3 separate regions of the Homo sapiens genome follow, and all the other regions are linked to region 1. Evidence: read pairs that join two places in POLR2A ChIA-PET (ENCODE). Cell type or tissue: MCF 10A. All regions are shown on one strand. Each heading gives the region's core, and the rest is flanking DNA. Links, peaks and the distances in the headings are about the cores only.

Region 1 (8,267 bases), core at 1,451-6,450:
TACCCTTGACATTGAGATCATCTTGTATCAATTTTAGATCCCTGAACTCTGATTTGATGATTTAAAAAGCAGGAGAACCTCTGAATCTAACTCATTCCAGTCCCTGCGGTGGAAGGCAAACATAGTTCACTCATTTGGAAACCAAGGTTCCCTGCACAGAAAGTGCCAGGCCAACCCAGCGAGCCCTGATGCAAGGTCACTATTTATTTTGTCATCCTGAGGCGAGAGTTCCTTCAAGGGGCTGCTGTTGGCTTTCAAACAAGCCTGGAAAATTGTCTGGTGGCCTCTTTGATCCTGCCCCTTTTTCTGGGTGGTGCTCTCTCTTTTCTCTGTGTTCCACTTTCAAAATAAACCATCTCAGTTGGCTGTGATAAATTCAGTGAAGGAAATTTCAAGTTGAGAATGGTGAGAAGACCTGCAGAAGGGAAGCTATAAATAGCCCACTTTTAATGGCTATAGTAACATAATTCCCTTTACATTACTGTCTGCCATTAAGCAATAAGTAACATTGTAACTTGAAAATCGGACCAAAATAGATTGCACCATCTACCCAGACCCAATATGGTATGTGTAAATATGCAACACTGCCCTATTATTTATAGATCTATGATTTTCCTTATGAAACGGATTCATTTGGGTGCTCTGTAGACCTGAGTTAACTTGATCCAACAAAATCCAACTTTGTCATAGAAACCTACAAGTTTAGAGCAAGGGGGACTTTTAGGAATCACGGAGTTGAAAGCCTGTCCTTTGCCTAAGCTCATGCAGGGACACAGGGATGGGTACATGTGAGAAGGAAGTAGAGACTGATTCCAACTGAACACCTGGAGAAAGGCCTCGGATTCTCAGATTCAATGAAAGGGGCCTTCACATGCCTTTGTTATCTATCACAACATGAGATCTGGAGGCTGCAATCACCATTGTTCAGTGGAGGAAATAGGTTCACAGAGTGAAGTGACTTGATCCAAGTTACATAGTAAATCAATGGCAAGGAATTGGACTGGAACCCAATTCCAACTTAAGGCTAGTATTTTTCCTTTCATAGTGGTAGCTCCATTGTTTCTGGCTTCTAGAGTCTTGGGCTGGTCAGCTTTGATTGACACGTCCACAGTAAGAGTCCCAGCCCTGCCCCGCCTCCCACCTATACCTCAGCACCTCAGTAGGTTTCTGTGACCCCTCCCTTTCTTAGCCTCAGGTTTGTTCACACTACAGATGGGGTGAGCCACCCCAAGCCCCTATCACCACATCGTCTCCCACTCCTGGCCCCAAATGCTTTCCCCTGGCCATGCTCCTTTCTTATTATTCTGAACCCCTTGTCAGTTGTTTTCTGTACTTTATCCCTGAATAGTCCTTTCAAAACAGAACATTTACAATTTCCTTCTTTAAGAAAAGAGTACTTAAAAAAACAAAAACGAAAGCCACGTTTGTGATTCTCGCTTCTTCCATTACTTACCTTCTAATTTTCCAAGTCTTGGCTTGGCATTCAGGGCCCCCTGTAATTAGGCCCCTGCAATGTGGATCACCTTCTCCCTATCCCTGTGTTGCTTGTACCTCTATTACAACATTGCACACGCTCAGCCCTGCTACCTCTATTACAACATTGCACACGCTCAGGCCTGCTACCTCTATTACAACATTGCACCTGCTCAACCCTGCAATATTCCAACTAAAGAGCATGGGACACTGAATTCGTTTTTATGTCCAGTAGAACATCTGCCACACAGTCACGCACATAGTAGGTGTCCAGTGACAGTGTATTGAATGGAATGGGCTCATTCCTGCTTCCTGCAGCATGGTCCCTATGGCCTGTCTAGAGCACATCTTTCTATCTGGGGGCAAGTTTGGGCCTGTCACCCCCTGCAGTAGACACTAACACACAAAGGGGTGAGATTAGCCCCTGTGCATAGTTCCAAAGAACGAGCTGGCCTAAATAATACTTCTGAGTGTGCTACCAGTGCAACTGAGTTATTTCTTAAACCATCACATCCAGGTGCCTAGTATGTTTCTAGGAACTTTATCTGAAAGCATCAATTTCTGTCACTGATCCCCCAAATTGTAATTGCTCAAGACCAAGTGAGGACTAAAACTCCGCAGGCATGACAGCCCTGTGTTTTGGTGCTACATGCGGGGGGACTGAATGTCTTACAGAGGAGCTTACAGTCTAATGGGGTGGGGTGGGCAGGGAAACAAACCTGCAGAGAGCGACAATAGGCAAGACAAGAGCATGAAGAGAGACACTGTGTATGGGTAGGGGTGGCTGGGAGAATGAGGATTACATGACAGAGTTTATAGAAAGTGCCTGGCACATAGTAGGTGTTCAGTAAATGGTAACGAGTCATATTCTCACTACCACACAAGCAGCTGGGTTCACAGAGGATCAAGGCCTGTGCCTCCCTCTGACTGCCATGCCTCTTCCTCCCCTATCCTGCCCACTCCCTCTGCTCCGGCCTGGTCTTCTGATCATGAGGAACATGCCAAGTTCTTTCTTTCCCCAGCAGGGAAAAGCTATTCCTTATTCCAGAAATCTGTGTTCCCAGCTTAGGGCAAGACTGGCTGCTGCTTGCTCTTTAGGTCTCAGAATAAATGCCACCTCCCCTTGCCTGACCACTGCACTGCCCTGCCCCAGAGTTATTCTCTATCACATCACACTGGCTAGTTCCTTCTTTGCAATTACCAGAAGCTCTAAAAATTTTGTTTCTTTCTTTGCTTGTTCCTTGTCCCACTAGGCTTCAGGCTCGAGACAGAGAGGAACCGCCTCTGTGTTTTTCACTGTCGTGTCTCAGTGCTGGGAGTGTACTCCATGTGGTCAGTGTGTGATCAATTTAACTGTGCCTGAGGGTTCTGAGAAGACCTCACAAATGAAGGTACCTTTGACCAGAGCCACGGAGAGGGGACAAGAGTTTACCCACCAGGCGCTGCAAAGCTGAGGTGGCAGGTCAGGACTTCCAGTGAGAAGGAGGTACTGGTAAAGGAGACTGTTATTATGAGCAGCTCCGTCCAGGAGAAGCCAGGGTTCCTGGTCCAAAACAGCACCCTAGGTTCAAATAGGAATACCCTGGGGTTGGAGGTGAGGGAAGGGTGGTGGACAGCTCACTCAGCTATCAGAAGCTGAGGGATAAGTCCCCTTCCTCCAATCTGGGCTTTCTTAGCAGCCTTTTGAGCTGGAATTTGTTTTGTTTTGTTTTGTTTATGGTGGGACCTACCCACTGTGCAGGGAGGATCTTATCAGGTGGCCAAGCTTGTTTTTTGTTTGTTTGTTTTGAGATGGAGTCTTGCTCTGTTGCCCAAGCTAGAGTACAGTGGTGTGATCTCGGCTCACTGTAACCTCTGCCTCCTGGGTTCAAGCAATTCTCCTGCCTTAGCCTCCCACGTAGCTGGGACTACAGGCGTACACCACCATGCCCAGCTAATTTTTGTATTTTTAGTAGAGACGGGGTTTCACCATGTTGGCCAGGATGGTCTCGATCTCCTGACCTCATGATCTGCCCATGTAGGCCTCCCAATAAGCCTGGTTTTTGGAACAATACAAATAATGAAAATTTTAAGTACTGACATTTATTGAGCTCCTATTGTACTATTTTACACACATCTGGTTTAAGCCACAGCCACTGCACAAGATTGGCATTTTTCCCCATTTCCAGAGGCTGAAACTGAGATTGAGTTTCATGTCCAAAGAGTGAGTAACATGTGTAAAGTCATGGGGCTAGGAAGTGGTGGATGGAGTTTCAAACCCAGCTGTGTTTGACCCTGAAGCCAGGGCGCTAAACCACAATCTTTTTTCTGGCCAGTGTATCTCACAGGTGAATCAATTCACTGGGTTTGGCGCATTCCCTTGTGGGCTGAGTCACCATAAGTCAGACTGCCTGAACCTGTTCCTCTCTGGGAGGCTGATAGAAACCTAATCTCTAAACTGACAATGCCAGGGGCAGGACTCTGGACTTTGGTAACCCCATGATGGGGTGGCTCCCTACTCTCCCACTCAGAGCTGCAGATAGCTTTTCTCCAGGACAGCAGGACTCAAGGGTGCTATGGGGGTTAGTTATTGCAGACATCTTGCTTTGCTTTGCTGTAGAGTGGGGTGGCTAAGAGCTTGGGTAGAGGCAGACAGACTGGTTTGAAATCCAGCCTTTGCACTTCGTAGCTGTGTGACCTTAGCTTGGGCAAGTTTCTTTACCGCTCTGTGCTTCAACTCTCATCTTTAAAATGAGGCTGAGAACAGTCTCATGGTGCTACTGTGAGGATTACGTGAAAAAACGCGCTTGCACATAGCAAACCCTCAGCAATCATTAGCCTTTATCATTGCTGTTGTTGTGACTGGTATATATATATATACTTTTTTTTTTTTTTTGAGTGGAGTTTCACTCTTGTCGCCCAGGCTGGAGTGCAATGTCGCAATCTCGGCTCACTGCAACCTCCGCCTCCTGGGTTCAAGTGATTCTCCTGCCTCAGCCTCCCGAGTAGCTAGGATTACAGGCATGCACACCACGCCCGGCTAATTTTGTATTTTTAGTAGAGATGGGGTTTCACCATGTTGGCCAGGCTGGTCTCAAACTCCTGACCTCAGGTGATCCACCCGCCTCGGCCTCCCAAAGTGCTGGGATTACAGGAGTGAGCCACTGCACCCCGCCTGTTGTGAATAGTCTTAAGGGGAGGCGTAGTGGGATGTAATGGGCTGGAGTCCTAGGCCACCACTTTTTAGCCATGTGACCTTTGAGATGAACTATTAAACTTCATCCCAGAATCTTTCTAAATTCTCCAAAGTTAAAGATGAGATTTAATAGCTCATCTATTAAAGATTTCTGGGATGGCATTCTTAAAATTAAGATTAGCTTCTGTTAAGGAATTAGAAAACACCAGAGGTAGGGAATGGTCCCTGTCACATATAGACAGCATTTGCCCTAAACCATGCTCTGGTCAAGAGGAGGCTGAGGACTTCTGAGCCATTTGCCTCTCATCAGAACGTCCTGGGTGTAGTGTCAGAGAGTGGCTGTATTGGCTTGTCTGAACAGCTAGTGTGTTGCTTTGGTTTGAGCTGAAAGATTGTTCTAACAAAGGTGCATGGTGACTATGGTCAGCATAGGCGTTAGGAGAGGAGGGGCCGTCTGTGCACACTGTCCTGGGTGTGCCCATCCTCAGGAGCTCAGCTGTGTAGTGTGTGGCAGCCTGTCCCCCTGACTCCCGCCGGTGAGGTTCACAGATGGTCAGAGCTCCCAGGTGCGGCTCTAAAGCTCTGGCTCTGCTGCCGTGGCCCCAGGCAACCTGGCTGGCTCATGGGCTTCAGCTTCTCACATGTGGAAGAGCACAGATCATCCTTCACCCCAGTATCCCGGTAGCTGACCTCAGACTTTCTGAGTGTGAGTTGACTTGAGTAGCCCTGAGATGCTGACGTCCTCTGAGTACATCAACAACAGGGAGTTTCTGGGCTGCAGGCTGAGAACCCGTGTTTGTCACAAGGCGGCCCCACAGAGTTACCACCACTCTAAGGCCCTGCCAGAGCCAGCAACAGATTATTCCAGAAGGCACCTGTCTCCCAATCACCTTCTCTATCTGGAACAACACCTCCCTCAGGGTTGGGTAAAGTATTAAATATCTGTGCCTTGCATACACTCACTCAGTGCTCAACAAATGCTGGTTCTTTCCCAGTTTCTGTAATCTGTATGACCTATCTTGACCAAGAGATTGTCATCATCCTGAGGCCCGGGGCCCAGGCTGCTGTTGCGCTGGCCTCTCTCCCTCACTCTCCAGTAAGCCCTGTCCCAGGCTGGCCTCTCCCTCCGGGGCTGTCTTATCCACGCTTGGGCTCCAACCACCTTGACCCTTCTCCACCTGTCAGTCACGCCCCAGGTGTTCCCTGAGTCACGCAACAGCTATATAGTAGCTCCGCAGACCAACAGCAGGCCGACAGCGTAGCACCTGAGTTCTAGATCTACCACTGTTCATGCGGGACCTGGCATAAAGCATTCCCACGTCTCGGCCTCCATTTCCCCATCTGTGAAACGAGAGCACTGGTCAGCTCTTCACATGCAGCGTTTGTGGGATGAATCCTTCCATCTGTCCATCCATCCCGCCAACATCCATGCACAAACATTTAGCACCTGCTGCATGCTGTCAGGGACTATGGCAGGAAAAGAGTTGAAACAGACACGTCCCAGGCCTCCAGCCCCTCACACCACGGAGAGGAAACAGATGCCCGCAAAGGAGGAGGCACCCCTCAGGGGGCCAGCGCTGCGACACGGTGGAGGCAGGGAGGCCGTCTCTAAGCAGCCTGCGAGTCCCCGCGCTGCACCGTGGCTTTGAGGAGTGGCGGGGGCCGAGGGGCCGGTCTCTCTTCCGGGGGAGATTCCTCCCCTCACCCCGGCATTACTCAGCGCCCTGAACTGTCTGCCTCCCTCCAGCCGGCCCTCCTCGTCTTCCTGGAGCGCAGCACAAAGGTCCTGTTGTGGCCGCGGCCCGGGCCGCGGGCGAGCCTCTCTGGATGGTGGTGACTCAGTCTCTTGCCATTTCCTTTGTGCGGCTCCGGGGCTCCTCGCTGGGAGCGGAGTGTGTCTGCAGGGCTGGGGGCGGGAGCCGGGACCCACAGCCCGACAGCGAGCCTTTCATGTGGGCAGGGGGCTTCCCGCACGCAATGCGAACCTACGCCTGGAGCTTCCCAAAGACAGCGTCCGGCGCAGGAACGCGAGATGCTGGCCGCCTCGCCTCTGGCCCCCGCGAGCATCAAAGCGCGTGCCGTCGAGGGGGCACGTGTCCCCCATCGGGCGCGCCTCTGCTCCTAGTCCCCTGAATGAACACATCCTTATGAAAAGTGGAAATTAGCCGCCGAAGGGAAGGGCCCGGAGAGCTTGGGAAGCGACCTAGGCTGCCAGCCTCCCGGCGGGTCTTTGGTCCCAGCTCTGATGACCTGTCAGCAGCCGCAGGACCTGCGCTTAAAGGCGCCTCTCCAGGCCTGGCTCAGGGTGGGGCTCCTCGTGCTCAGCACCCTGGTCAAGGTTAGGGCTGGGTGTGCGCTGGAGGCTTGGAGTGCCAGGGCACCCAGTGAAGAGCGAATGAATGAACGAGTGAACACCGGACTGGGGGCCTGCAGACGGTTCTTCGCAGGTTAATTAGAAGGCCTCTAGCAAGCTGCAGCGGAGGCATTTCAGGCATCCTTCAGAGAGGACCCTCGGCCTGGCTCCTAAGGGCCCCTGGTCTGGCTCTCACCCCCTGCTCTGGTGGCATTTCTGCTCACTCAGCCTTTACCCTTTACACGCCAGCCGCTCTGAACAGTTTATTCTTCTGGGAGCACATCATGTTCTTGCTCACATCCAGGTTTTGCGTAAGCTGTTCCTGCTGCAAGGAAAACCCTTCCTGTGTCCTCCTCAGGTGAGAGCTCCCGCAGGCAGCTTCTCCCCGGAGTCTGGCGTAAGTGTTCCTCCTCTGCACGCCTCTGAGGACATTTGCAAAGGTCTGTCATAGGGCTTACCACCCCGTTACCTGTTTGTTTCCACCAGGGAGTGCGCTGAAGCTGAGAGGGAATGAGTGAGTGAATGAAGGGCTTGAGAAAGGAAATTTCTTCACCCTCCAGTGCCCTCTGGGTGGGTATTGAGACAAGCTCTACAGGAAGCCTAAGAAAACTAACTGCTCTAATTCTGTCCTTCCTTTTGCAATGTTTAGGCAACTCCTGTGCATCTGTAGGTACCATTGTGAGGTTACTGCCCTGGACTGGGGAGAGATCCACACACGCAAGAGTGCATCTGGCATCAGTATGTAAGAGTCAAAACTGACACACAGTTCTTCATCTCATGGAAATGAAAACATGCATGGCCGGAATGATCTTATACCTGCTTCTCTTGGGCCAGGTCACCAGGCTGGCCCTGAGAAGTATGTGATGGCATGGAGAAGAATCCTCACACATCCTTGCAGTTCTCTAGGATTTGCAAGGCATTCCCCCCATTGCTGGACTCACTGGATTTGAGTAGGCCTGTCTGCCCCTATTTTAGAGATGAGCATATACACCTTACAAAAACTGAGTCTTGCTCAATGTCTGGCAAAGAAGTCTTCCTTTATCCAACAATCCTGAGAGTCTAGCGGGTGTTGGGCACCATAAAGATGAATGAGGTGCGGTTCTTGCCACCAGGCAGTGCCCGGGCTTGTCAGGGAGACCCATGTGGAGCATGACAATTGCTACCTTCTTGATACGGGCAAAAGGATGTTGAGTCCAGTGGAAGGAGAGGCTTGTCTGGCTGTGAGATCAGCAAAGTCTTCACAGAAAAGGAGAATTTTAAATGGGG
Region 2 (6,400 bases), core at 1,401-6,400, 91 kb after region 1:
GCACCAATTGTTCGTTATACGAAACTGCATTCTCTTTACAGAGCATCATTTCAAGCAGGCTTCAGTTTTTGCCACGCTTGTTTGACGGGGTCTAAATGTGCCTATTCTTCCTTCCTGTCACTTTCATCCATTCAGTTCTCTCATGAGACTGAACATGTTTGAAGAGAGAGACCCTTAACTATACAATCAGACTAGGATTTCCCTTTAAGATGGAGTTTCCAGGAATGAACTCTGCTTAAAAGCAGAGACCACCTCTTTGGGAATGTGAGGGAGAGAAATAATCAGCTTCAATTTGTGAAGAACCATTTATCATGAATGCTCTGAAACCATGTCTGTTTTAGATCTTTTCTCCAGCATAATTCAGTGATTGCACATATATCATCGAAGCTTCCTAGACTCCTGGGCTCAGCAGATGGCCCCCCAGAGGCCAGCTTTTCCATTTCTCATAGTATACTTAGGCAAAGACAGAGTGTCATTTTAGCACTTTCCTAGTTGGTATTTTTAAAAATATATTTTTGTACTGTTTAATGCTAGGTATTTAATACCTGGGAGTACTTAAAACCCTAATGGCAAGTTGAATTATCACTGCTTTGCAGCCATGGAAGCTAAAAGAAAGCTTAGAAAAAAATGATTTGGTGCATGTGTCATCTTCAGTTCAAGGTGGAAGGAGAAACCTGAGTCCTTTGACCGTATCATATTGACAGCGTGACTTCTTCCTAGCGCATCTGAGTATATTGAAGTTATTATTTAGAAAACTCAGCCAAGTCTCTCTGTTCTCAGATGCTCAACTCTAATGCCTCCAAAGCACAAAATCAGAGTAGCTCAAATAGGGCAGCAGCTTAGTTTGGATAAATCATGTCAGTCCCTGGATGATTACTGTCCTTATAAAGTAGGGGTCACACCCCCCAAAGAGCAGTGCAAAATCTCTTGGAAAATGTACATGGGAGATGCAAAAAAGAATGCATCTGCAGTCATCTCTTTATATCTATGTGGAGATTATCTGTTTAACAAGCATTAAATGAGAGGTTCATCTCTTTTTTTTTTTTTTTTTTTTGACAGAGTCTCATTCTACAGTCCAGGAATGCAGTGGTGTGATCACAGCTTGCTGCAACCTCTACCTCCTGGGCCAAAGTTGTCCTCCCATCTCAATCTCCTGAGTAGCTGGGACTGCAAGCACACAGTACTAGGTCTGTTTTTTTGTTTTTTTGTTTCTTTGTAGAGATAAGGTCTCACTGTATTGCCCAGGCTTGTCTTGAACCCCCGGGTTCAAGCTCTCTGTGTGTCTCAGCCTCCCAAAGTGCTGGTATTACAGGTGTGAGCCACCATGCCCAGCCTGCATTGTGTTTTGTCTTGGGTTCACAGTGTAGGGTTCACATTCGGACCACTGGTGCAGAAGAGGGTAAATTTAAACCCCTTCAAGTCACAAACTTGCAGGTATACGTGCTAAGTGAATAAAAGGAGGGAGTTCAAGTGGCTCACAACTATAATCCCAGCACTTCGGGAAGCCGAGGTGAAAGATCGCTTAAGGCCAGGAATTCAAGATAGCCTGGGCAACATCTCAAGATCCAATCTCTACAAAAAATCTAAAAAACTTTTTAAAGGTGAGGGCAGTGGTAAACAGTATAATACACTGATTTTGTATTTAAAAAGGAAAAAGGAATAGGGATACACATATACCTACTTATTTGCATTGTATCCATGATGACTACATCTGAAGGAATGCACCAGAAGCTGGAAACATTGTTCCTAGAAGTGGAAGATGGGTGATGGGAGGAAGGAGTAGGAGGGAGGATTTCTACTTTATATCGTTGGTACCATTTTAAACTTTAAACCATGAGAACGTATTACCTATTCACCAAAGAATCAATACAATTTGATGTAAAACATCATGCAACCTGTTCCATGGCAGGGTCAGTGGCTCCAGGTCCTGGGAGTAGGAGAGCAGTAGGTTGGAAAGGGTTGTTTTAGAACCTGTCTCAGCCAGCCTGGCTGAGAGTTGTGACATCCTTTGACCTCAGACTGTGCTCCTCCTGCTACCCAGAGTGTGGCCAGGAGTCACAAGCTCATGTTATTTCTTCAAGCAAATGATGATGTACATCGGTTGCTGGCTGGCATATCGTGCTTTCCCAGCAAAGCAACAAGAATGCTTATGTCCCTGTCTGGGATCTCACTGAAGAGGGTTGCAGACCAAACAGAGGGAACCCCAGAAGCTGGTCATGATGGGCTGGGAAAGTATGTGCTGTAAGGGAGGTCTGAAGCCGGGAGACCAGAGGGCTCGAGGAGCCAGGAGCCGTGTTTCCAGCCATCTGAAGGGAAACCAGAAGACAGGCTAGATGAGAGCTGGGTGGACCTGTGTCCTGGGCAACCTGCAGACTTCCCAGAGCCCCTTTCCTCATCCGCAACATGGGACAGTAATATCCACAGCAAAGGTCTCTCTGGAGTTTTCTGGTTTACGACTTAATGCATGCAAGATGTCTAGCACTTACTAGGCACCCTGCAGAGGTTTCTGAGTCCCATCCCCACCCCTAATCATTCCTGTCAAACCACTAAATTTGTTCAGAGTGGCCCCAGTGTGTGAAAGCTGCAGGAAAAGAGACTTGGGCTCCTATTAGAAAAGACTTTCCTATAGACAGAACCATTCAAAGGTGGAGCAATTCTGTTCTGATGGGCATTTTTCAGGTAACAGTGCTTTATTGGAAGAAACTCAAGGCTCTTTTTTCTGGGTCTCTAAACTCATGACAAACGAAGTAGGATCAAAGACCCCTGGGCCCCATCTCAGACATGGCCCTTCGTGGCCCCTTCCACCTCACTCGCCTCTCCATTCCTGTCCCTCCTCCAGCCAGCCTGTGCAGCTCCCAGAAAGGCTCAATTAAGAAGGCATTTCCAGACCTCGCTGCGGCTGGCACCACCACATTTTTTGCATTCTCTGCCTCTGCGGCTCCTGGAGGCATGAGGTGTGTATCTGCCTGTGTGTGTGTCTCTTATCTACCTCAGGAGAAAAGGACACGAGTCTTGTGACTCAGCCTAAGAGCAATTTCCTCCTTTGACTTCACATTTCCAATTGGAGGGACCCTGGGTTCCAGCGATAACCGTGAGAGTGTCTTCTTAGAGCGAATGTCCTTAATTGTGCTCTGACTTTCCAGGGCTTCTGAGCAGGTGCTGTTGGGAGTCCTTGAGAACTCCAGAATAAGTGAGGTCTGATCCATGCTCCAAACGCAACTACAGTCAAATAGAGGGGATACACACTTATGTTCGGTGTAACTCTCACACCAAACGAACCATGACAAATGCCACAGGGAGCTAAGTGCCATAAAGAATGATTGTAAATGTTAGATATAATAATGGCAAGTGGTTATGTTAAAGGGAAAGCAGTCCTTCTCAGTCAGAGATGCATGCAGATGTCTAGGTTGTTTTAAAATACTCTAGGGAAAGCCAGGCCCGGTGGCTCATGCCTGTAATCCCAGCACTTTGAAAGTCCAAAGCAGGCGGATCACCTGAGGTCAGGAGTTCGAGACCAGCCTGGCAAACATGGAGAAACCCTGTCTCTACTAAAAATACAAAAATTAACTAGGCAGGGTGGCGGGAGCCTGTAATCCCAGCTACTCAGGAGGCTGAGACAGGAGAATCACTTGAATCTGGGAGGTGGAGGTTGCTGTGAGCCAAGTTCACACCACTGTACTCCAGCCTGGGCGGCAGAGCAAGACTCTATCTCAAAATAAATAAATAAATAAGTAACGCTAGGGAAAAACATCTTAAGTGTTTTGGGGTGAGATGATATGATGTCTGGGGTTTGATTTAAAACATTCCAGAAAAAAGGTTGGAGAATAGATGAACAATTTGGCAAAACATTGATAATTGTCATTATTAAAGCTGGGCGTGGGTATAAGAGAGTTTGTTATATCATATTCTCTATTTTTGTATATGCTTGGAAAATTCCAGAATAAAAAGTTAAAAGGAAATGAATGGTTAATGCTGACAGGAGGTGTGTGGGTCAGGGACAGCTTCACACAGTAGGTGAGGTTGAAACTGGGCTTAGAAGATGAGTCAGAGATTGGAAGTGGGAGGGATAGACATGATTTGGAAGCTCTTGTTGGCTTTATTTTTTGTCTGTAAATCCTTCTGTTCTCCTGGGTTTTCATAGCAGTGAAAGCATTTCCCCCTCCAGGGTGTGACCTGCCCTTGTTTCAGACACCCCTTTGGATGGGGCCTCTCAGTGAGGCCTTCTTTGGCTGGCAGAGCTGGAGCTGTCGTGGCCCTGACCAGGTCTGCAGCCCCCACCCCGCTTCCTTCCTCCTCTCTCCCCCTCCATGCCCCGTCTGGGGAAAATTATCCCAGCTCCAAGTAGTAAATTTAAGGCCTTGGCAGCCCTCCCACAGATGACTCCCAAATTATCCCATTCCAAGGGTGGGAGTGGGGAGGCCAGAAGTTCAGGCCCGAGGCATTCACCCAGTCGTTTGAGAGCTCCGGGCGCCATCTGCTGACGGCACCCGGAGCTCCAGCTTGGAATGAAGGCAGGGGGTGTGCTGGAATTCACCAACTCCAGAACAAGGCCGGTCTCAGATCTCTGAGAATGAAGGGGATGCACTGTTTGACAGACACCAGGCAGAAAAGGCGAAGAAAGAGGACGTGTGTGCGTGTGCCTATGTGTGTGCCCGAGTCTGCGTTTGTGGATTTATGCATTTTATGCATGGCGACTGGCTGCTGGGCTGGGGGTGTTTTGGAGGGTGTGTTGGGATGGTCTGCATGCTTCTGTCATTGTTCCTTAGGGTGAGTATGTGGGCCGTCTCCAGAGTAAAAAGACAGTAAATAAGAGGTAATCAGACCCAGCTGTATCCCTCCGAGGGAAGTCTCCAGATGTCCTCCCATCGTTAATCCTCAGCCCAAACATGGGTGATAGGTGACTCGGTTGATTGCATTTTCAGCTGGGGAAAATGAGGCATGTGGCATAACCAGAGCCCTTAGTGAGAAGACTGGCTTCACCACAAGCATCAAATAACCTGGAGGCAAAGACCCTGGAGGTCATTGAGTTCAACCTTCTTACTTTGCAGAGAAGGAAGCATGAGTTCAATGAAGGGGAAAGCAAAAGAGATCCTATTAGATTATCCTTCAAGTCCTTCTCAGCCATGAGTTCTGATGGGCAATTCCGCAACTCACCAAGCCCAATATTTGTGCCAGGAGGGTCCTGGGCAGCTGCTCTCCTGCCTTGCCCCATCTCTGCTTTACCTCTTCTCTATTTTCTCTCCTGAAAGAATTTCCTGGCCCATAAATCCTGAGAGATTTATTATTTCCTGAGGCATCCCTTAGTTGGAAAATGTAGCTTTACAGTCGCCGACTCAGGACCACACTGGGGTCCCAGCTGTTAGCGTGGGAGCACAATTTCTCCTGCATGGTAGTGGGGAGGACGCCAGCCTTCCACCCATCGCAGAGGGGCCACCAACATCACTAGTTACATTTCCTGGCTTCTAACTAAAGCTGCTGAAACACCAGCTCAGAAGTTTCTCTCAGCAAGTTGTAAGAGCAGCCACAAAGTCTAAGAAGAACCAAAGAGCTTGGTTTCTCTCCTCGCCAGCTGGAAGCAGGGGACCTGGGATCTTCCTGTCATCACGATTATTTCTTCTCTCTAAAATGACTGCTTCTGACTCTAGTCTTTTCCCCTCCAATGTGAAAAAAAAAAAATTCCTAAAGCACAGCTCACCTCAAAATCCTGCAGGCAACACCTCCTTTTTTCATATAGGATAAGTCCAGATACTTTTATGGGTTCTTCAAGCACCTCAAACCATGACCCCACATCCCTCCAACACCTTCTCTTCATATTTTCCTATGTGCACTGAGTTCCGGCCACACTGGCCCCTTACCTGTTTCTAGTTCCACCCCCAAGGCCGTTCTGCATCTGCATTGACCATACTGTCACTCACAGCTCCCTCAACCTCAAATGCTCCTTTCTCTGTCTCTAAATGTTGAGATCCCATTTCCCAAAGACCTATCTCAAATGCCATCCTTTCCTGGAAGCCTTTAGGGACCTCCTCCCTCCAAACTAAACAATCCCTGTTGAGTCTGCTGGTGTTGTATTCGGCTTGTACCTTTTCACATTCTTCTAGGCTGCCTTATTTTACAGCTCCTTCTTCCCATTGACTATTCCCCCACTCAGATTCTGAGACCCTGGAGTGCAGCGGCAGTGTCTACAGCATCTTCCTCTTTCCTTTCATCACCCTCCTTCCTCCCAAAGATCCAGCAGTGAGGACAGTTCCCAGCAATGAGGACATTCTCAGGGGATAGTGGTAGAATTGAATTTCCAAGTAATTTATAAGCGATATTCACGTAATCTAATATTTTGACTTTTCCAATCTCTGCTCTCCTCCCTTAGGGCAAATTAACCCAGAAGAGTACTTCAGAGAACACA
Region 3 (6,400 bases), core at 1,401-6,400, 220 kb before region 1:
TCCCAATGCAGGAATGACTTGCCCAAGGTCACTTTGGGTGTGGATGGCAGAACCAGGGCCACCTATAGTTTTTTCACTCCTGTGATCAAAGAACCACCCAGAAAAAAATGCTGTTACAGATTGGCATCCACTCTTGGAAATGCCCACTCGAAGGGCCACATCAACCCTCCTCCCCTCCCACCCCCTTTAAGGGTACATTATGACATTTCTGTGCAGCCCGTCCTGCTCCCATGGGGCAGAAAGCCTGAGGAAGGATGGGCCCAACAGCAACCCAGCAACCCAGGGGTTCAGCATTTTCCAAGGCCCTTGCTCCACCCGAGAGCCCTAGGCAGAGGCCTGGTCATCTCCCTCCGCCTCCAGGCTCAAGGGCCCCTCTTTCACCCCAGGACAAGGACTAGCCGGCAGGCTGGACTCAGTGGTGGGCAGTCTCTAAATCACTCATGCAGAGGTGGGAGAGGCCGCGGCGGTGGGGGGGATTTTCATAGATTATACTGAAAGAATGACAATGGTGAGGGAAAGGGGCCGGTTCCCACAGTGTCCAGTCACTCCTGTGAGGGGCTGCGGGAGCCAGGCCTGGCCGCCTCTTTCTCTCTGGGCAGCAGCACACACAGTTTTTAATAATTAAGTAACTTTAATTGTCCTGGGAAAGCCGAGCTCGCCTTGGGGCACAGTGCACAAACTCATAATTAATGTTACCAAGAGAGGTTAGCAAAGGAGAACTGAGAAATGATTCACTTTTTAAAAAGCGCCTCACTGTTAAGCCTTATTATCTGAAGTTTGGAACCTCATTTATCTGCTTTGAGGAAGAAGAAAAAAAAAAAAAACGACCCAAGACCCAGAAACAAATGCATGTGAAATTAAAACTCCATGCCTTTTAATGCAGTTAAAAAACATCAGAGAGGAAAATGTTGCCATTTATCGATTCCACCCTGGTGACTGAGGGAAGATTTCAGACAGAGGAATATAATTAATAAATAATAATAATACATTAATAAAAACTCAAGCTTTTTACTGCTATCTTGTTGCTTAGAAGTTATTTCATTTTAGGATTCTATAGAGTAACTTTTCCTCTTTAGTTCTTACGAGACATATACCAAACTCTGTGTAATTTTCAATGATTATTCATACGCAGTGACGCTAGGAAAGGGTCTTGCATGCAGGTGTTCAGTAAACATCTGATTAATTAATAAGCACATCAATAAGAGGGAAGAACCTCAAAAAGGAAAGAGTGTCCCAGCATAAACATGCGTGGTCAATATGAAGGCAAGCCCAGTCCGTCCTGGGAGACGTTTGCGATGGTGACAAAGGGAGGGTGGACAGAAAAATGGGGAATAAGGGCCTGGCACAGTGACTGTAATCCCAGCACTTTGGGAGGCCGAGGTGGGCAGATCACCTGAGGTCAGGCGTTCAAGACCAGCCTGGCCAACATGCTGAATGAAACCCTGCCTCTACAAAAAAAAAAAAAAAAAAAAAAAAAAAACCAGAAAAAAAAAAATAGCCAGGCATGGTGGTGCGTGCCGGTAATCCCTGCTACTCAGGAGGCTGAGGCAGGAAAATCACTTGAATCCAGGAGGCGGAGGTTGCAGTGAGCCAAGATCGTGCCATTGCACTCCAGCCTGGGTGACAGAGGAAGACTCTGTCTCAAAAAAAAAAAAAAAAAAAGAAAGAAAAAAAGAAAAATGGGGAATTAAAATATGGTGGTGGTGATATGGCTGGGAGGGGTGGTGGGAGGGAAAAGCCTTGAAACTTAGGAGAGGGTGTCAGAGCAAGAGAGTGAAACAAAGCAAAGAACTTGGGCCGAGTGTGATCCTCATGTATCATTAATAGCCCATAAATAGTATTACCTGATTGATTACCCTAAATTAGTGAGTGTGTTTCCTTAGGACGTCCTAGTGTCCCCACAGCACTGCCCTGTTCTTTCTTCCATTCAGACAGACGACAAATCTTTATATCCTAAATCATGAGAGTCCCAGTTTTTCCAAGCACCATAGTAGATTTTCCTCCATTTAGTCAACTCACATTGAGTGGATGCTGCTACGAGTAGTTCCAGATGCCAGTTGACATGGACATGGATGGAAACAGCTGGAATGCAGGCAGGACACTTTGGCTCTAAACCGAGGTACATAATTCCCTTCTTCTCTCTGAGCCTGTTTCCTGGTCTGTAAGATGGAAACGTGTGCATAGATGTGAACTCCTTGGGAGGTGAAAAATGATATTAGGAGTTCCTGAAGCAACTTTTCTAGGTGACTCATGGGATGGTGGAAGGACTCAGTCCTACCCAGAGGCTCTGTTCTCACCACAGGTCGACCAGATACAGCTCAGATGGCCCCTCCTCCCTGGGGTTGGAGTAGGAGCTGGGGAGCAGTTTGTGCCCTGAAGCCATCTGGAGGGTGGGTGAGCAATCAGGCCCTCTCCTGAGATCTTTGCTGTTCCCTGGGTGTGAGTTAATACCCAAGGAGAGGCTGGTGGGTAAATAATGAGGTGGTGGCTGATTGAGCTCAAGGTGTGATTCCTCTCAGGGGTCTTTATGTGTGAACAGACAACTCACAAAGAATGAAAGCTTTAAGACACGGAGGCATGAAGCATTTTCTTTCTGGGGCTGTCCGTTTGTGACCTCAGGCAAGCTTCGAAGCTGGGCCTCCATTGTCTGACACTAGGGGAAGGGGGAGTAGGGGGTACCAAGGGGCCTCTCCCAGAGCTTTGCCTGCGCAGAGGTTCCTGAGCACCTGGACACTCAGGCATGGAGATGCACTGGGGTGGAGGAGGGGTACAGGGAAACGGGGCTGGCCAGGCTCAGTGGCCACAAGTTAGAGGCACTCATGGAAGCTCGACTCAGGGCACGGGTTGGAAAATGCACTCTGATAATAACTCGCATGGCTAGTGCCAGCCCTTGCACTCCTTTGGAACACTAGGTGTTATGGAGTGTGTGTGTGTCCCTCCTTCACACAGTAGTGCACCATACGTACTGTCTCCATAAGTTGCTTTCTTGCTCTTAAAAACCATTTAAGAGCATTTTGGGAGGCTGAGGCAGGTGGATCACCTGAGGTCAGGAGTTCGAGACCAGCCTGGCCAACATGGCGAAACCCCATCTCTACTAAAAATACAAAAATTAGCTGGGCGTGGTGGAGCACGCCTGTAATCACAGCTACTCGGGAGGCTGAGGCAGAGAATAGCTTGAACCCGGGAAGCGGAGGTTGCAGTGAGCCAAGATCACGCCATTGCACTCCAGCCTGGGTGACAAGAGCAAAACTCCATCTCAAAAGAAAAAAAAAAAAGAAAGAAAACAAACAACAACAACAACAGCAATAAAAAGCGTATCCTGGAGACAGCTCCATATCAGAATGTAAAGTGGTAACAATCTTTTTTAGATGGATGGTTAGCATTTCATTTTATTTGACCACAATTTTCTAAAGTACTTGCTGCTGCTGGACGTCGGGTAGTTTTTACTACGTTGCCATTCACAGTCTAGCCTTTAACATTACCTGCATTACCTATTGATGTAATTTGGTGCAGTGAAAATTGCTGGGGACAAAAAAACTGAGATGAAATTCTATCCTAAATCTGTTTGAATTAGGTTTGACTCTAGGCAAGTGTCACTGCCTTTGTGGGCCTCAGTTTTAGCACCTGTCATATAGGGACATAAGACTCCATCTAGTACCGGGTGTCCCTCCCAGGATGTCTGTCTCTGACCCCTTGAGCCTCCCCGAACCCCAGAAGCAGCGGAGCAGCCCACAGAGGGTCAGCCCCAGCTGGGGCTGTGGGTGAGGTCAGTGGAGCTCGGTGGCTGGGTAAGCCTCTCCGTCGCAGATCTCGGTGATGCAATGTTGCACTCCAGCAAGTTTGGCCTTGCCCTCCCCTGGATCCAGCGTGACTCAGGGCCTGTAGCGTGGCTTCCCCCGCAGCAAATGAGCTGCAAGACACCTTTCTTGGCAATGGGCTTAACGAGGGCTCCCGGAATGTCTGATTACTCATCTGTTTTGCAACGGCAGCAAACTCCCAGTGAGAAGAGGCAGCTAGCGTGGCTTCCTTCCTGAATTAATGACTTAAGCATTATGAATGACTAATCAGTTCAGCCCCGAGCAGAACCGGGTGGTTAAGTTGGGGTTGGGGGTGGCAGTGAGGCAGATGCTGCTGGTGTGGGGTGTGCTTTCACCTCTGCTTGAATGCTTCTGGGCCTTGATGCTCTCCTTTTGGGGGTCAGAATTGGGGCCGGACGTCCCAAGACACTGACCTCCCCCTTCTCCTAAGGCCTGTCTACCTGCCACTCCTCACTGTCAGCTGATGGCAAGCTTCCCTTCCAGTCTTAGCTTGGGTCATGCAGAAGGAAATCTAAATGCTTATAGGGAAATCGCAGAATGAAACCCAGGGTGAGAGGGCCAAATGCATTTTGTATGCTATACTCTGCTGTGTACCTAAGAGGGATTTTTGAAATTAGTCTTATTTTATTTTAATTAATTAATTTATTCATTTTGGGACGGAGTTTCACTCTGTCTCCCAGGCTGGAGTGAAGTGACGCAATCTCGGCTCACTGCAACCTCCGCCTCCCAGGTTGAAGTGATTCTCCTGCCTCAGCCTCCTGAGTAGCTGGGACTGCAGGTGTGCGCCACCATGCCCTAATTTTTGTATTTTTAGTAGAGACGGGGTTTCACCATGTTAGCCAGGCTGGTTTCGATCTCCTGACCTCAGGCAATCCGCCCACCTCAGCTTCCCAAAGTGCTGGGATTACAGGCTTGAGCCACCCTGCCCAGCTGAAATTAGTCTTTTACTGGGAGAAAGGCATAAAGGTGGTGGGTAGCTTTCTTTTTTTGCCACACGTTTGGGATAAGAACTACAGATCAAGAACTTTAAGGAATTTTGCATCTCTTCTCTGGCTGGTTTCTTCGCCCCTCTTATCTCAGACAGCTTATTGCAGACTCTAGGATTAGTGGGGAGCAGGAGGGAATGTGTCCCCTTTAAGGCAAAGTCTCTGGTTTCACTTCCCAAACATCTGCCTCGCTCTTGGGGAGGTCCTCTCTGACTGGCTCTGAGCATATAAAGTTAATTTGTGTGGGGATTCCTGGAGAAAGGCCAACTAGAGTGAATTTTTGATGATTCTGTCTTAAGAGATGATTTCCACAAAGGCCAGGTCTATCCCCATCTCTTAGGTTGGGAAGCTGATGACCTTGTAAGCAACAAGGCCCTTCCGATGAGATGAACTTTGCTACCATTGTTGCAAAGAAAGTTTTCCTGCCTCCCTCCATTTCTTTTCTCAAGGTTCCCCTTTCGGGTCTGCCCCAGCCCGGCCCTCTGCTTTCCAGCAATCAGGCGACAATTCTTTGTGGTGCTTGAGAGCATGTCCAGATGATCACTGTGCAGTGCAAGTCTCACCTGGGCCTCACGCCGCTGGCCTCCCCTGGTCCCTATCCCAGAGGCCCTGACACAAGCTCCTTTGTTCTGGGCACTGGGTCCTGCCAGGCGTTCCCTCCTCTTGGCCCAGGCTCAGGTGGAGAGCTCTCCCCATGTCCCTAGCTCCTCAGAGAAGAGGGTCCTTTCCTGTTGGCTCCTTCCCCATGGCTCCACTTGGAAACTGCTCTCCTGATGGACACGCAGGATGTGCTGCCTCAGCCTGTGCCATTTTGGGCTTGGCCCACAGGAAGTTCTCTGAGCATCCAGGCTGTCCTGGACCACCTGTCTTCACCACCACGCACTGGGCCTTGCCTCTGGGGTTGGTATTGAGATGCTTTCATGGCTCCACCGTGGTCAGTCCACTCACACTCACCGTGGGCTCTCTGAATTTCCTGCGCTTCCCATCGTATCTCCTTTCCAGGACTTTGTGGGCTTACGTGCCCTCTCGAGGTTGAAGGGAATCGCCATTTAATACAGGGCTCTGGCCAACACAAACATTCAGTTGTTGAATGGATGCATGGGTGCATGGCTGTGATCTTGGGCATGCCCACATTGTCTTAAGAACTTTAAAATTGCCTTTTGCTACATCTGCCTGGACCAGCCCCTCCATCCTCAATCGCCTTCCTGGGCACAGGTTCGCTTTCTTTGGAACAATGGGAGCAAAGTTCATCTCATCAGAGGGCCCTTACTGCTTACAAGTTCATCAGCTTCCCAACCTGAGAGACGAGAATAGAGTCGGCCTTTGTGGAAATCATCTTTTAAGACAGAAACTTTAATGATTCAGAACAAGTCGCCCTAGTTGGCTTTTCTCCAGGAATTCTTTCATAAATTTACTTTTAATGCTCAGAGCAGATCAGAGAGGACCTCCCCAAGAGTGAGGCAGACCTTTGGGAAGCAGGCCTTCCCAAATATGAGGTAAAATGTATTTTTTCTCTTCCAAATTCAGAGTCTCTTAGCATCTGGATAAGCCTAAGTCCTAGTGTAAAATGCTCCAAGAGATAAACCCTGTGTTTCT

What was found. ChIA-PET counts read pairs that join two places held together with the same protein. Peaks named below come from ENCODE experiments on the same cell type or tissue, not always from the same donor. Only the 100,000 strongest peaks of a DNase experiment are listed, where the experiment ranks them.
Region 2: POLR2A ChIA-PET joins it to region 1 with 14 read pairs; 5 of 35 experiments call an interaction of 5 or more read pairs at or near these places.
Region 3: POLR2A ChIA-PET joins it to region 1 with 32 read pairs; 3 of 35 experiments call an interaction of 5 or more read pairs at or near these places.

What each region holds. Positions count from the first base shown.
Region 1 is chr3:193,868,057-193,876,323 of GRCh38, reverse strand. It overlaps LOC105374286 (a long non-coding RNA gene), which reads right to left and starts at 1,541. Exons shown (of 5, transcript XR_001741076.2): 1 at 1,454-1,541. RefSeq lists a silencer at 6,390-6,684 and an enhancer at 6,125-6,854. In MCF 10A, for the core only: no CTCF peak of the experiment used is centred there; DNase peaks (open chromatin) are centred at 1,603, 3,773, 5,533, 6,433 and 1 weaker place.
Region 2 is chr3:193,779,030-193,785,429 of GRCh38, reverse strand. No RefSeq gene overlaps it. Among named protein-coding and RNA genes, the nearest start is that of LINC02038, 62 kb to the left of the region's middle. RefSeq lists silencers at 3,916-4,210, 4,463-4,522. In MCF 10A, for the core only: a CTCF peak has its summit at 4,485 (motif pointing left); DNase peaks (open chromatin) are centred at 2,039, 2,989, 4,079 and 4,419.
Region 3 is chr3:194,087,266-194,093,665 of GRCh38, reverse strand. It overlaps LOC102724877, which reads right to left. Exons shown (of 6, transcript XR_002959666.2): 4 at 2,020-2,159. Among named protein-coding and RNA genes, the nearest start is that of LINC02028, 19 kb to the right of the region's middle. In MCF 10A, for the core only: no CTCF peak of the experiment used is centred there; DNase peaks (open chromatin) are centred at 2,315 and 3,995.